Regions from separate parts of the Homo sapiens genome. Here regions 1 and 2 are each linked to region 3. Evidence: read pairs that join two places in POLR2A ChIA-PET (ENCODE). Cell type or tissue: GM12878. All regions are shown on one strand.

The links. ChIA-PET counts read pairs that join two places held together with the same protein. Peaks named below come from ENCODE experiments on the same cell type or tissue, not always from the same donor. Only the 100,000 strongest peaks of a DNase experiment are listed, where the experiment ranks them.
Region 1: POLR2A ChIA-PET joins it to region 3 with 6 read pairs; 2 of 35 experiments call an interaction of 5 or more read pairs at or near these places.
Region 2: POLR2A ChIA-PET joins it to region 3 with 5 read pairs; 2 of 35 experiments call an interaction of 5 or more read pairs at or near these places.

The regions. Positions count from the first base shown.
Region 1 is chr14:95,108,910-95,112,909 of GRCh38, reverse strand. DICER1 (dicer 1, ribonuclease III) reads left to right here. Exons shown (of 27, transcript NM_177438.3): 13 at 663-738; 14 at 1,454-1,593. Among named protein-coding and RNA genes, the nearest start is that of MIR3173, 27 kb to the left of the region's middle. In GM12878, no CTCF peak of the experiment used is centred here; no DNase peak of the experiment used is centred here.
Region 2 is chr14:93,408,028-93,412,027 of GRCh38, reverse strand. It overlaps a transcript of UNC79 not described here. Among named protein-coding and RNA genes, the nearest start is that of UNC79, 21 kb to the left of the region's middle. In GM12878, no CTCF peak of the experiment used is centred here; a DNase peak (open chromatin) is centred at 1,842.
Region 3 is chr14:93,322,841-93,326,840 of GRCh38, reverse strand. The region is part of intron 1 of BTBD7 (BTB domain containing 7); the gene reads left to right. Among named protein-coding and RNA genes, the nearest start is that of BTBD7, 8.2 kb to the left of the region's middle. In GM12878, no CTCF peak of the experiment used is centred here; no DNase peak of the experiment used is centred here; H3K27ac peaks cover 769 bases.

The DNA.
Region 1 (4,000 bases), 1.8 Mb before region 3:
TTTATAGATTGCTTTTGTAGTCATCTACATGTTCATATTTGTAATAGACTGTCTAATTTACAGATACTTAGAACTGGACTAGGTGATCTCTGAAGTTTCTTCTAAGGTGTTACTAACATGCACATTTTTGACAGAATCATTCAACTGTGGCTTAGACACTTAGAGTAATATAAAACTTATTATAGATCGTTGCGTTGTCCTAGTTATTTTGTTGGTGACTCAAAAATCTGCTTTTTGTAAATACTGTTCTTGGTCTCAGTACTGATTTCCAAGTGTTCCAAGGTGACTAATTTCTATTGCACATAAAAAGCTGCTCAATACTGTTAATGTTATAGCTATGTTTTGATAAATCTTTCTTTTTGTTACATATTTATTGATTAGTAAAAATAAGATACTTTAAAATCTTACTGAAATTTAAATTCATCAAAATTGTAAAATCTTAATTATGACTTAGTTTTTACTAGGCAGGACTTTTAAAGATGAATATTTCAAATATGGAGATTAGAATTTTTAAAAACTTGCTGGAATTTTTCAAAATAAAGAATTTTGTTTTGGTAAATTGAACTTTAAAAATGTTGGGGCAGTGGTTTCATAGGTGTTTCATGTGCTAGAGGTAATACAGCGATGTGCATATATAATGGAAAGGTTTTTGTTATTTTCAGGGTCCACCAATGAGCTGTGTACGATTGGCTGAAAGAGTTGTAGCTCTCATTTGCTGTGAGAAACTGCACAAAATTGGTAAGGATGTTTGAAAAGCATATACGAATGAAAATAAATTGCAACCATTGTAAAAAAAAAGCATATAGAGGACTTTATAGATCTGTAAGGATTTTGTAGAGCTATTCACTTGCTGATCTTAATGTGCTTTGGTGAATATAAACATAAGTGTTAGTAACTTGAAGATCCTACATTGTTGTGGGAGCTCTTTGTTTTCCATAGCTTGACTGCAAACAACTGTCATTTATTTGCTCTCTTTAATGACTCCTTTTAAGTACATAAAGGTCTTTTCGTAATTGTTGAATCATGCACCATGAACACTTGTGTTTTAATATGTCAGTCTCTCAAATTAGTCTATACTAGTATAGAAATTAATCCTTTTTTAAAAAATGAACTCAGTTTCTTTTTTTTTTTTTTCTCAATCCTGCTCCTGTATAAGTGGACCCATTTTCTATGGCCATTTTATTTAGCATTGATATGTGGTGATGTCATGTTTAGATGTTTTTGTTTCTGAACCTTAGAACAGAATTTGCAGTCCAGCTCATATTGGAATATATGGATGCCAAAATAGACTTTGCCTGAAGTGTGAATCTGATTACTTTTAAATTGTAAAAGGCAAAGGTGCTTTAGTTTCCATTACTTTTCCAGGTCCTTCTAACATAGTTCTGTTCTAAATTCTTTACTAATTAATCAGGCAAAATCTGGATTGTGTTAATTCTCTCTTTAAATTTGTTAGGCGAACTGGATGACCATTTGATGCCAGTTGGGAAAGAGACTGTTAAATATGAAGAGGAGCTTGATTTGCATGATGAAGAAGAGACCAGTGTTCCAGGAAGACCAGGTTCCACGAAACGAAGGCAGTGCTACCCAAAAGCAGTTAGTATTGGTTAGAACAGAGTAAAAACCTAGCATTTCTGACTTTGTTTTCCGCTACATCAAATCTCAGTTCCTCTGCTTGGCTGGCTTCCCACACCCTTACAGTTTGGCCCACTCTGGATCTCAGCTCCTTTCTCCGATTCACAGCTTCTCTCAGATCAGCCTCTTTCCTTCCTAATGTAGAATGTGTGCTCTTCCACTTCAGAGGTTGCTTTTGTTTTTCTTCTCAAAAGGATTCTTGGACCCATCTGTCATATTCTATCCAGAATGAGATTATTTCATTTAAATAGACATTCTTTGTTTCATTCAGTTTAGTGGTGTGATTCTTGTTTTACTTATGATTTGGGGCTAAGACAGAAGAGGATTTGTGTGATAAAATAAGCAAGTGAAAAGATGCCCTCTCAAGATGACAGGTACACTGGAAGGTAGAAGCACAAATATCTGTCAGGAGTTATGTCAGATTCCCAGTGTGGGCCATTGGGAATCGAAATAAGTTATTTCCATGGAGTGTTTCCAGCTCAATCTGTGGGCATCCTAGCAGAGTTCACACATGAAAGCATCTCTAAATCTAACTTCTAGTAATAGACAAACTTGGCTGAAGTATTTATTTTTAAAATATTTGTTAATATTTTTACCTCATAAGAACCCCAAGCAAAAGCAGAATTTTGCTGTGTGTAGTAGTCCCGCTTACCCTTGGAGGGTATGTTCCAAGACCCACAGTGGAAACTGCAGATAGTACCGATCCTCCAGCAGCTCAACGTTGTTTCATTAGAACGTTGACAAGGAAAAAAAAAATCGTTCCCAGCCAGGGCCACTGTCTCTATGTGGGGTTGGCACATTCTCCTCATGTCTGCTTACTCCGGTTTCCTACTACATCCCAAAACTGTGCACATCAGGTGAACTGGCGTGTCTGCACTGCCCCACTGTGAGTGAGCATGGGGATGCATGTGCGTGTGCCCTGCCACAGAGTGGTGTCCTGTCCGGGATGGGTTCCTGCATGGGGCCCTGAGCTGCCAGGATAGACTCTGGCACCCTTGGCCCTGAACTGGAATAAGTGGGTGAATAATCATCTTCCTTGTTTTTATTCATCTTTCTTAAGTGTATCTATAGCTCACATTTATTTTAATGCTTAATATTAAAAGTGTTTTTTTTTAATTTAGAAATTTGGTGATGTTTTTGTGATCAGAAATGTGCTGGAGGAATTTAACTGATTTATGTCAATTAGCCTGTGGGAAAATTGGTTTCTTTCTACCAATTGGTTGTTTCCCTTAGCCAGTTTCTAAGAACCTGCCGAAGACATTAAGTGAGGACTTACAGCATATATTATGCTTTTTAAAATACGTTTGTACATATTTATGATAGTTTAAGATATAAATTAGGCACAGTAATAACAAAATAGAACAATTGTAACCATATACTGTAATAAAAGTTATGTGAATGTGGTCTCTCTCAAAATACTGTACTGTACACACCTGTTATTGGACCGTGACTGACCTCAGGTTACTGAAACCATGGAGGCTGCAGATAAGCGGGGACTGCTGTGCCTGTATGTTAGCCTAAATATGTGTTTCTTTGGTTTTGCTTATGCAGTTTTACCAAGTTTTTACTTTATAAAATTTTGCACCCAGCTTAGCATTTTCAAGATTCAGAATCATGTTTTTAAAAAATCATGAATGTTACCCATTTTCCCAAAATGCATGTTTTCCTCATACCAAATTTTCACGTGAGACTAGTTTCATGTGATAAAGTCGTTAATGATAAGTGTTTCTAAAAGCATAGTATTGGCTGGGTGTGGTGGTTCACACCTGTGATCCCAGCATTTTAGGAGGCTGAGGCAGGAGGATCACTTGAGGCCAGGAATCCGAGACCAGCCTGGTCAACATAGTGAGACCTTGTCTCTACAAAAAAAGAAAAGCATAGTACTGCCTGGCATCCTGTTTAATTAATAGATACATTCTTTATTTTCTGATTCTCTATTAAATATAACTGTCTCTTTTACCAGCATTTTTGTACCTTTTAACTACAGATGCAGTTCTTTTTCATTGAACCTCAGGAACTGCAAGACCATAATCTGAAGGATTGTGTTAATATTGAAAGCCTAGCAGCAATGTCCATTTAATTATGGTTCACTCACATAATGAGGTAGCCATTACAAATGATGATATTGGCTCATATTGACTCGGACAGATATTCTCTTTACAGTAACGGGATAAAAATCAGGCTATCTCACAAACACAGATACACACATACCCTAATATACACCAGTGTTGTGTGATTTTATTTGTATTGAAAAATATAAATGTATATATGTTTCTATGTATTTATGCATAGAAAAAGAGTCTAGGAATTATACAGTGTATCAAAATGTTAATAAAGGCTGTCTTTGAGTGATAGGATTATATGTGAT
Region 2 (4,000 bases), 85 kb before region 3:
AGTTTCCTCAAAACAGCTATTTTGAATTATCTGTCTGAAAGGCAACATATCTTTGCTTCTCCAGGACTGGTCCCTGGTGCCTTATTTAGCTCATTTGATAAGGTCATGTTTTTCTGGATGGTCTTGGTACTTACAGATGTTTGTCTGCGTCTGGGCATTGAAGAGTTAGATATTTCTCAGTTTCCTGGTCTGGTCTTGTTTGTATCCATCCTTCTTGGGAAGGCTTTCCAGATATTCAAGAGGACTTGAGTGTTGTGATCTAAGCTGTATCTGCATTAAAGGGCACCCCAGGCCCAGTAATGCTGTGGTTCTCACAGACTCATACAGGTACCACCTTGATTGTCTTGGAAGAGATCTGGAAGAATTCTGTGGATCACAAAGCTGAGACTCTTGTTTTCTTCCCTTACTCTCTGTCAAAAAAATGGAGTCTCTCTTTCTCTGTTCTCAGCTGCCTGGGGCTGGAGGTGGAGTGACACAAGCCCCCACTGTGGTCACCACTACCAGGACTGCACTGGGTCAGCACAGCACTGGGCCTCAACCCAAGGCTAACTATAACCACTACCTGGCTATCACCTTTGTTCCCTCAAGGCCCTGGGGCTCTACAATCAGCAGGCAGGGAAGCCAGCTAGGCTTCTGTCCTTCCCTTCAGGGCAGCAAGTTCCCCCAGGTCCTGGGTGGGTCCAGAGGTGACATCCAGGAGCCAGAGACTACGGTCAAAAACCTTAGAAATCTAGCTGGTGTTCTATTGTACTGCAGCTAAGATGGCACTCAAATCAGAAGACACAGTCCTTTCCACTCTTCTCTCACCTTTCTAGAGGCAGAGGGGCCTCATCCTGTGGCCAGGATGGGGAGTACTGCGAAGCTACCACCAATACTCCCTTAAGGCCCAAGAGCTCTTTAGTCAGCTTGTGGTGAATGCTGCCTAGCCTGGGACTCACCCTTCGGGGCAATGCGCTCCCCTCTGACTCAGGGTAGACCCAAAAATGCCATCCAGGAGTCAAGACCTTGAACTGGGGACCCCAAGAGCCTGCTTGGTGCTCTATTCCCCTGTGGCTGAGCTGGTACATATGGAGCAAGCCAAAGTCTGCTTTTCTTTTTCCTCCACTTTCCTCAAGCAGAAGGAGTCTCTCCCCATAGCCACCACAGCTAAGAATGTGCTGAGTCTCACCTGAAGTCAGAAAATCTCAGTTTCACCTACGGCCCACAGTGTATTTCCTGGGCATCACTGTTGGTTATTCAAGGATCAAAGGCTCTTTAGTTAGCAGACAATGGGTACTGCCAGGACTGGGTCTTTCCCTTCAAGGAAGCAGGTTCCCTTCTGGCCCAAGGTGTGCTAGAAATATAATCCAGGAGCCTAGAAAGGGGGCCTCATTACTTTGACCATTGTCCTATTCTACTGTGGCTGAGCTGGTATCCAATATGCAAGACAAAGTCCTCTTTACTCTTCTCTCTCCTCTCTCCTCACGTGGAAGGAAGGGACCTCTTTTGAAGCCATGAGCTGTGCAGGCTGGGGTTGTGGGAGGGGTGGCACAAGCACTCCCCTAGCTGCCCCAGCTGGTGTCTCAGTAAGTGGCATGTCCCCCAAGTCCACTGGCTCTGATACCAGTTCAGCACTAGGACTCACCCAGGAGTTCCTTGTAGCCTAAGGTGCCTTTCAAGTTTAATGAGGGTCCCAGAGCACTCCATCCCTAGGTGGCAAGACTTGCCAGAACTAAAGTTCAGACCGCTGGGATAGGTGATTCCCCTCTGGCTAGGGCTGGTTTAAATACTCCCTCTGTGGGCAGACGTCAGCTGAGTTCAGCCTGGTATTGCTTTTTGCTATGACAGGGCAGAACTAAGTTTCATGTAATGTTTCACAGTTGCTGCACTCACCCACTCCCAAGTGTCCAGATTCTCTCTCCCTGCCACATAGCCACTGCTAGGTGAGGGAGGAAGGGTGGTGTCAGTGATTCAAAACTCTTTTCTAGCCTCTTCAATGCCCCTTTCAGTGATATGAAGTTAAAACCATATATTGTGAGTGATCACCTAATTTTTGGTTCCTATGCAGGTGCTTTTTGTGGACAAATAGTTGTTAAATTGGTGTCTTTATTGGGGGACTGATTGGTGAAGCCTCTATTCAGCCATCTTACTCCACCCCTTCTACTCATGTAAATTTTAGAATCAATTTATCAAATTATATTTTAAAACCTTTTGAAATTTTGACTGGAATTGCATTGAATGTATGAAGTAATTTTGAGATAATTTATATCTTGACTGTTTTTATTCATAGGAATGATGTCTCTTTCCATGTATCTAGATATTTTATTTTTTATATATGTTTCCATTTATTTATTTATTTTACAGACAGGGTCTTGCTCTGTCACCCAGGCTGTAGTGCAGTGGTGCTATCATACTTCAGTGCAGCCTCAAACTCCTAGCCTCATGCAATCCTTCTACCTCAAAAGTAACTGGGACTACAGGAGCATGCCATCAGACCTGGCTAATTTATTTTTATTTTTTGTAGAGACGGAGGTCTCACTATGTTGTCCAGGCTGGTCTCAAATTCCTGGCCTCAAGTGATTCTCCTGCCTTGGCTTCCCAAAGCACTGGAATTATAGGTATGAGCCACTGCACCTGGCTATACCTAGCTTTTCAATAATATGCTGTAGTTTTCTTCATAAGAGTCTTGAACACCTTTTGTCAAATTTATTTATAAGTACCTTATAATTTTATTGCTATTTTGAATGGAATATTATTTCATATTATATTTCAAATTAATTATTATTGAGATACAGAAAGAATATTGATTTTAGGTTGATCTTATATCTAACAACCTTGCTAATCTCTCTTATCAGTTCTAATACTTTGTAGATTCTCCAAAATGTTCTACATAAACAAACTTAGCATCTACAAATAATGAGAGTTTTGACTTGCACTTACAATTATTATAATTATTATTCAATCTTACTACATTGGATAAGATCTCCAGAACAATGCTGAATAAAAGCAGTATAGTGAATCCTTTCTTTATTCCTAATTTTATTGACAAAGTGTTTAAAATTCATCACTAAATTTGTTATGCTTATTGTAGGACATTTTTATAGATGTGGTTGAGGAAGTTTCCTTCTATCATATTTAGCTAAGAGTTTTTAGTGATAAAGTTTTATTGCATTTTAAAATAAAGGTTTTATTAGGCAGATAGTACAGAGTTCCCATATACCCTGTCTTCCCCTCCCACATCACATACACCAAGTTTTTCCCATTACTAACATCTTGCTTTAATGTGGTACATTTGTTATAATTGATGAACCAGTATTGATATGGTATTTTTATTTTTACACTTTGTGGGTTTTTTTTAAGACAAGATCTCACTCTGTTGCCTAGGCTAGAATGCAGCGGTGCAAACATAGCTCAGTGTGGCCTTGGCCTTCTGGGCTCAAGCAATCTTCCCGCCTCAGCCTCCTGAATAGCTGGGACCACAGGCGTGCACCACCATGCCCAGCTGGTTTTTTATTTTTTGCAGAGACAGGGTCTTTTTATGTTGCCTAGGTTAGTCTTGAACTCCTGTGCTCAGGTGAGCTTCCCACCGTGGCCTCCCAAAGTACTGGAATCACAGGCATGAGCCACTGCACCTGTTCTTATTATGGTATTATTAACTAAAGTCCATAGTTTACTTTAGGCTTCACTCTTTCATCAGTACAATTTTAGAGATAAGCCAGTCAAAGGTATTCTTCATCTTTCTTAGTGTTTTCTACTTCTAGCATTTCCTTTAGATTCTTTTAGAGCTTCCATCTCTCTACTTATATTACTCGTGTGTTCTTCTTTGCTGTCCACTTTCTCTATTAGAGCCCTTAGCATATTAATCATAGTTATTTTAAATGTCCAGTCTCATCATTCCAAAGTTTCTACCCTATTCGAGTCTGGTACTGATGCTTGCTTTGTCTTTTCAGACTGTGTTTTTTCTTGCCATTAATTATGCCTTGTAATTTTTTGTTGAAGACCGGACATAATGCATTGAGTA
Region 3 (4,000 bases):
TGAGGTAACAGTTTTTCTTTTGACTTTTTTTTTTTTTTAGACAGAGTTTTGCTCTGTCGCCCAGGCTGGAGCGCAATGGCGTGATCCTGGCTCACTGCAACTGCTGCCTCCCAGGTTCAAGTGATTCTCTCCTGCCTCAGCCTCCCAAGTAGCTGGGACTGTAGGTACGCGCCACCACACCTGGCTGATTTTTGTATTTTTAGTAGAGACAGGGTTTCGCCCCATTGGCCAGGCTGGTCTCAAACTCCTTACATAAGGTGACCCACCCGCCTCAGCCTCCCAAATTGCTGGGATTATAGGCGTGAGCTACCATGTCTGGCCCAGTTTTCTTTTTGGGTGAATGCTAGTGGAAGTTAGTTATCAGAATCCAAAGTTTCAGAAGGAGGCTTTTTGCTCTGTCGCCTAAGCTGCAGTGGTGCAATCACGACTCACCAGAACCTCAACTACCTGGGCTCAAGCAGTCTTTCCACCTCAGCCTCCTGAGCACCTGGGACTATGGGCATGTGCCACTATGCCTGGCTAACTTTTGTACTTTTTCTGGAGATGGGGTTTCACTGTGCTGCCCAGGCTGGTCTCGAACTCCAAGACTCCAGCAGTCCTCCAACCTTGGCCTCCCAAAGTGCTGGGATTATAGGTGTGAGCCACCATGCCCAGCTGAGGCATAATTTCAACGAAACTTTTCAAGTGTCTGCTGATTCCAGATTTATAATGAAATTTGAACATTCAGCACTTATTTGCAGAACAAGTTCAAAAGTTAAGAACCACCACGCTGTGGTGGTTTTTTGTTTTTGTTTTTTTAATTTTAAAATTTTGGACAGTTTGTAAATTTGACATCACAAATTGAATCTTTCAGATACCCTTACTATTTCAAATAATATAGTAACTTTAGAAACATAATATACTTAGTATTATAAATTGACATTAAATCCATGTCATTGTGTGACATGTGAGCATTATGTTAAGATTGAAATAGATGGGGACACTTGGAATAGCTAGGAAACACTTTAATCCAATACACAGAACATTCTTTAAGTTACAGGATTCAAAATAGTTCCCTTTTAGAGCATCGTTGGGGTTTTTAGATATAGTTGTGATAGAACACCAGACTGGGAATCAAACCTCCATTTAGATTCTGACTGATGTTTATAGTTTTATGATCTTAAAGCAAGTCACTTAACCTATCTGAAGATTAATTTTCTCATCTGTTAAAATAGGTATGGAAATCTTGAAGCTTTTCTACCTTGTATGTATTTTTTTACTCCATTGTTCCCCTCTCTATTGCCACTCCCTTATTAGTCTGGACTACGTATTAAACAGCCTGCCAGCTAAGTCTCTGCAACTTGTTCTCCCACTGTACCTCTCCATCTCTGGCTATTCTCTATATTACTATGACAATTATGTTCTTAAAAAACAGGCCAGACACGATGGCTCACACCTGTAATCCCAGCACTTTGGGAGGCTGAGGTGGGCGGATCACCTGAGGTCGGCAGATCACCTGAGGTCAGGAGTTCAAGACCAGTCTGGCCAACATGGCGAAACCCCATCTCTACTAAAGATACAAAAATCTGGTGTGGTGGCAGGTGCCTATAATCCCAGCTACTTGGGAGGCTGAGGCGGGAGAATCGCTTGTCCCCAAGAGGCGGAGGTTGCAGTGAGCCAAGATTGCGCCACTGCACTTCAGCCTGGGTGATAGAGCTAGACTCTGTCTCAAAAAAAAAAAAAAAAAAAAAAAAATTGGAGCATGCTGCTTCTCTACTTAAAATACCTTTGTTAACTTCCCTTGTCGATAAAGTCCAGACTCACAAGAGTTTATAGAATGTGTTCAACCTTAGGTCTCCTGTCACTCCAGCCATGCTGTTTCTTGTTCCCTGTGCCTCTGTCTTGTGTGTGTTTATCCCATTGTTTGGAGTTCTTATTCTTTGCCTATTCTGTTAGCTGCCCATCTAATGTCTACTTTTCTCTTCTTTCCTAACAGAAATCTGCTTTTGTTCATGCATGCAGCAGACTTGGAGAAGCTGATTTGTCACCACCTCCAGTAGTAGAGTTCCATTAGTTCAAACCAGTCAAATCATGGCATTTCCCTGTAAACTCTTATTTGTACCGATCAGATTTGAAGGGAAGTAGACATTCTGTTTCTGGGGGAGAAGATTCTTTCCTCTCTTGTATGTGAACAAGGGAACACAAGGCCCCTATTGCTACCGACAGCTGTCTTGGGATCACAAGGGATGAAGCACTTCCTGAAGATGGCAGATCAGAGAGGTAGAGGGTATCTGGATCCTTGGTAACATCATTTAACCACATATTTTATTGGGCCTGGAGCCATCCCCACCACAGGACTTCTCATGACAGATAATTTTCTTAATGTTTCAGACAGTTCTTTGGAGTTATTTGCCATCAAAAATCTCTTTTTTTTTTTTTTGAGACAGGGTCTCGCTCTGTCACCCAGGCTGGAGTGCAGTGATACAATCACAGCTCACTCCAACCTTGACCTCTTGGGTTCAGCAGTCCTCCTGCTTCAGGCTTCTGAGAAGTAGCCACCACACCTGGCTACTTTAAAAAAATTATTTGTAGAGGCAGGGTCTCCCTGTATTGCCCAGGCGTCTTGAACTCCTGGTCTCAAGTGATCCTCCCACCTCAGTCTCCCAAAGTGTTGGGATTACAGGTGTGAACCACTGCACCTGGCCCAAAATCTCTTGATTGATACAGTCCTCTTTATTTTTCAAGATCAAGTTATGATACCTTTACCAACAGTCATACATTCTTTTGGAACTTTGCACAATAGTCATATGTTCTTTTAGAACTTTACACTTCTATTCTTTATTGCCCTGTATTATAATTGCTTGTATGCCTGACTCCTCTACATGACTGTATGGTTTGAACCAAAGTGTACGGGATGTCGCACAGTGTCTAATAGTGTCACACAACAAGTAATAGGTATTCAGTAAGTGAGTTAAGATGAAATAGTAACATGAAAGAGTGCTTTGAAAGCAGTTTTTTAAAGAGTTTCTGTTCTGCTAATTGTAAGCCATTTTTTAAATAAACATGACGTGTGGTGTTGTCTTTAAAGTAAAAATGGAAAAACCAGTGAGATCAGACATTGTTTTTTGCTTGCCCCTCATTATTACCTAGACATTTTCATTTAGATAAAAACTATGTCAGTCTCCTGGCTGTAGTCCTTTACGGAAGGAGCAATATTACATTTAGCTCTGTTTCATCTGGGATTCAATTGTGAATTATTCTTTAGAGAAAAATTCTATAATATGCTTCATGAGACCTATTCTTGTCTTCAGACTTGCCTAAAATATTTTTTGCTTGCTTAAGACCAGACATGAGAATTTTCTTGTAAGCAGAAAGCTTTGTGACAGGACTGGATGAGTTTGTAGTGAATGTTAGTGATAGCTATGACAGAAGTCTCATAGCCTCAATTGCAGAGTCATAGTTCTGTCACATGCTTCAACAATAATGTCTGATAAGGGAGGAAGGATGGGGAAGAAGAGTTACAATTTACTAACTGTATATATTTCATCATTTATTGGCTTTGGTCAAATAAATTAAACATTAACATAGTAATTTGTAGGGTTAAAAAAATTTTTTTTTTCTATTCGCGTTCTTGCTATGTTCCCCAGGCTGGTTCCAAACTCCTGGGCTCAAGCGATCCTCAAGCCTTCTGAGTAATTGAGATTGCCACACCCAGCTTTGCAGTGTTTGTTTTTTTTAAGAGACAGGATACTCATTCTGTGCCCAGGCTGGAGTGCAGTGGCCCTATCATAGCTCACCGCAGCCTCAAACTCATAGGCTCAAGAGATTGTCCTGCCTCAGCCACCTGAGTAGCTAGGGCAGCAGGCACACGCCATCATGCTCAGCTAATTTGTAAACATTTTTTTTTGTAGAGATGGGGTCCTGCTGTGTTGTTGCCCAGGCTGGTCTTGAACTCCTGGCCTCAAGCAATTCATCCCATCTTGGCTTCCCAAAGCACTGGAATTATAGGCATGAGCCACAT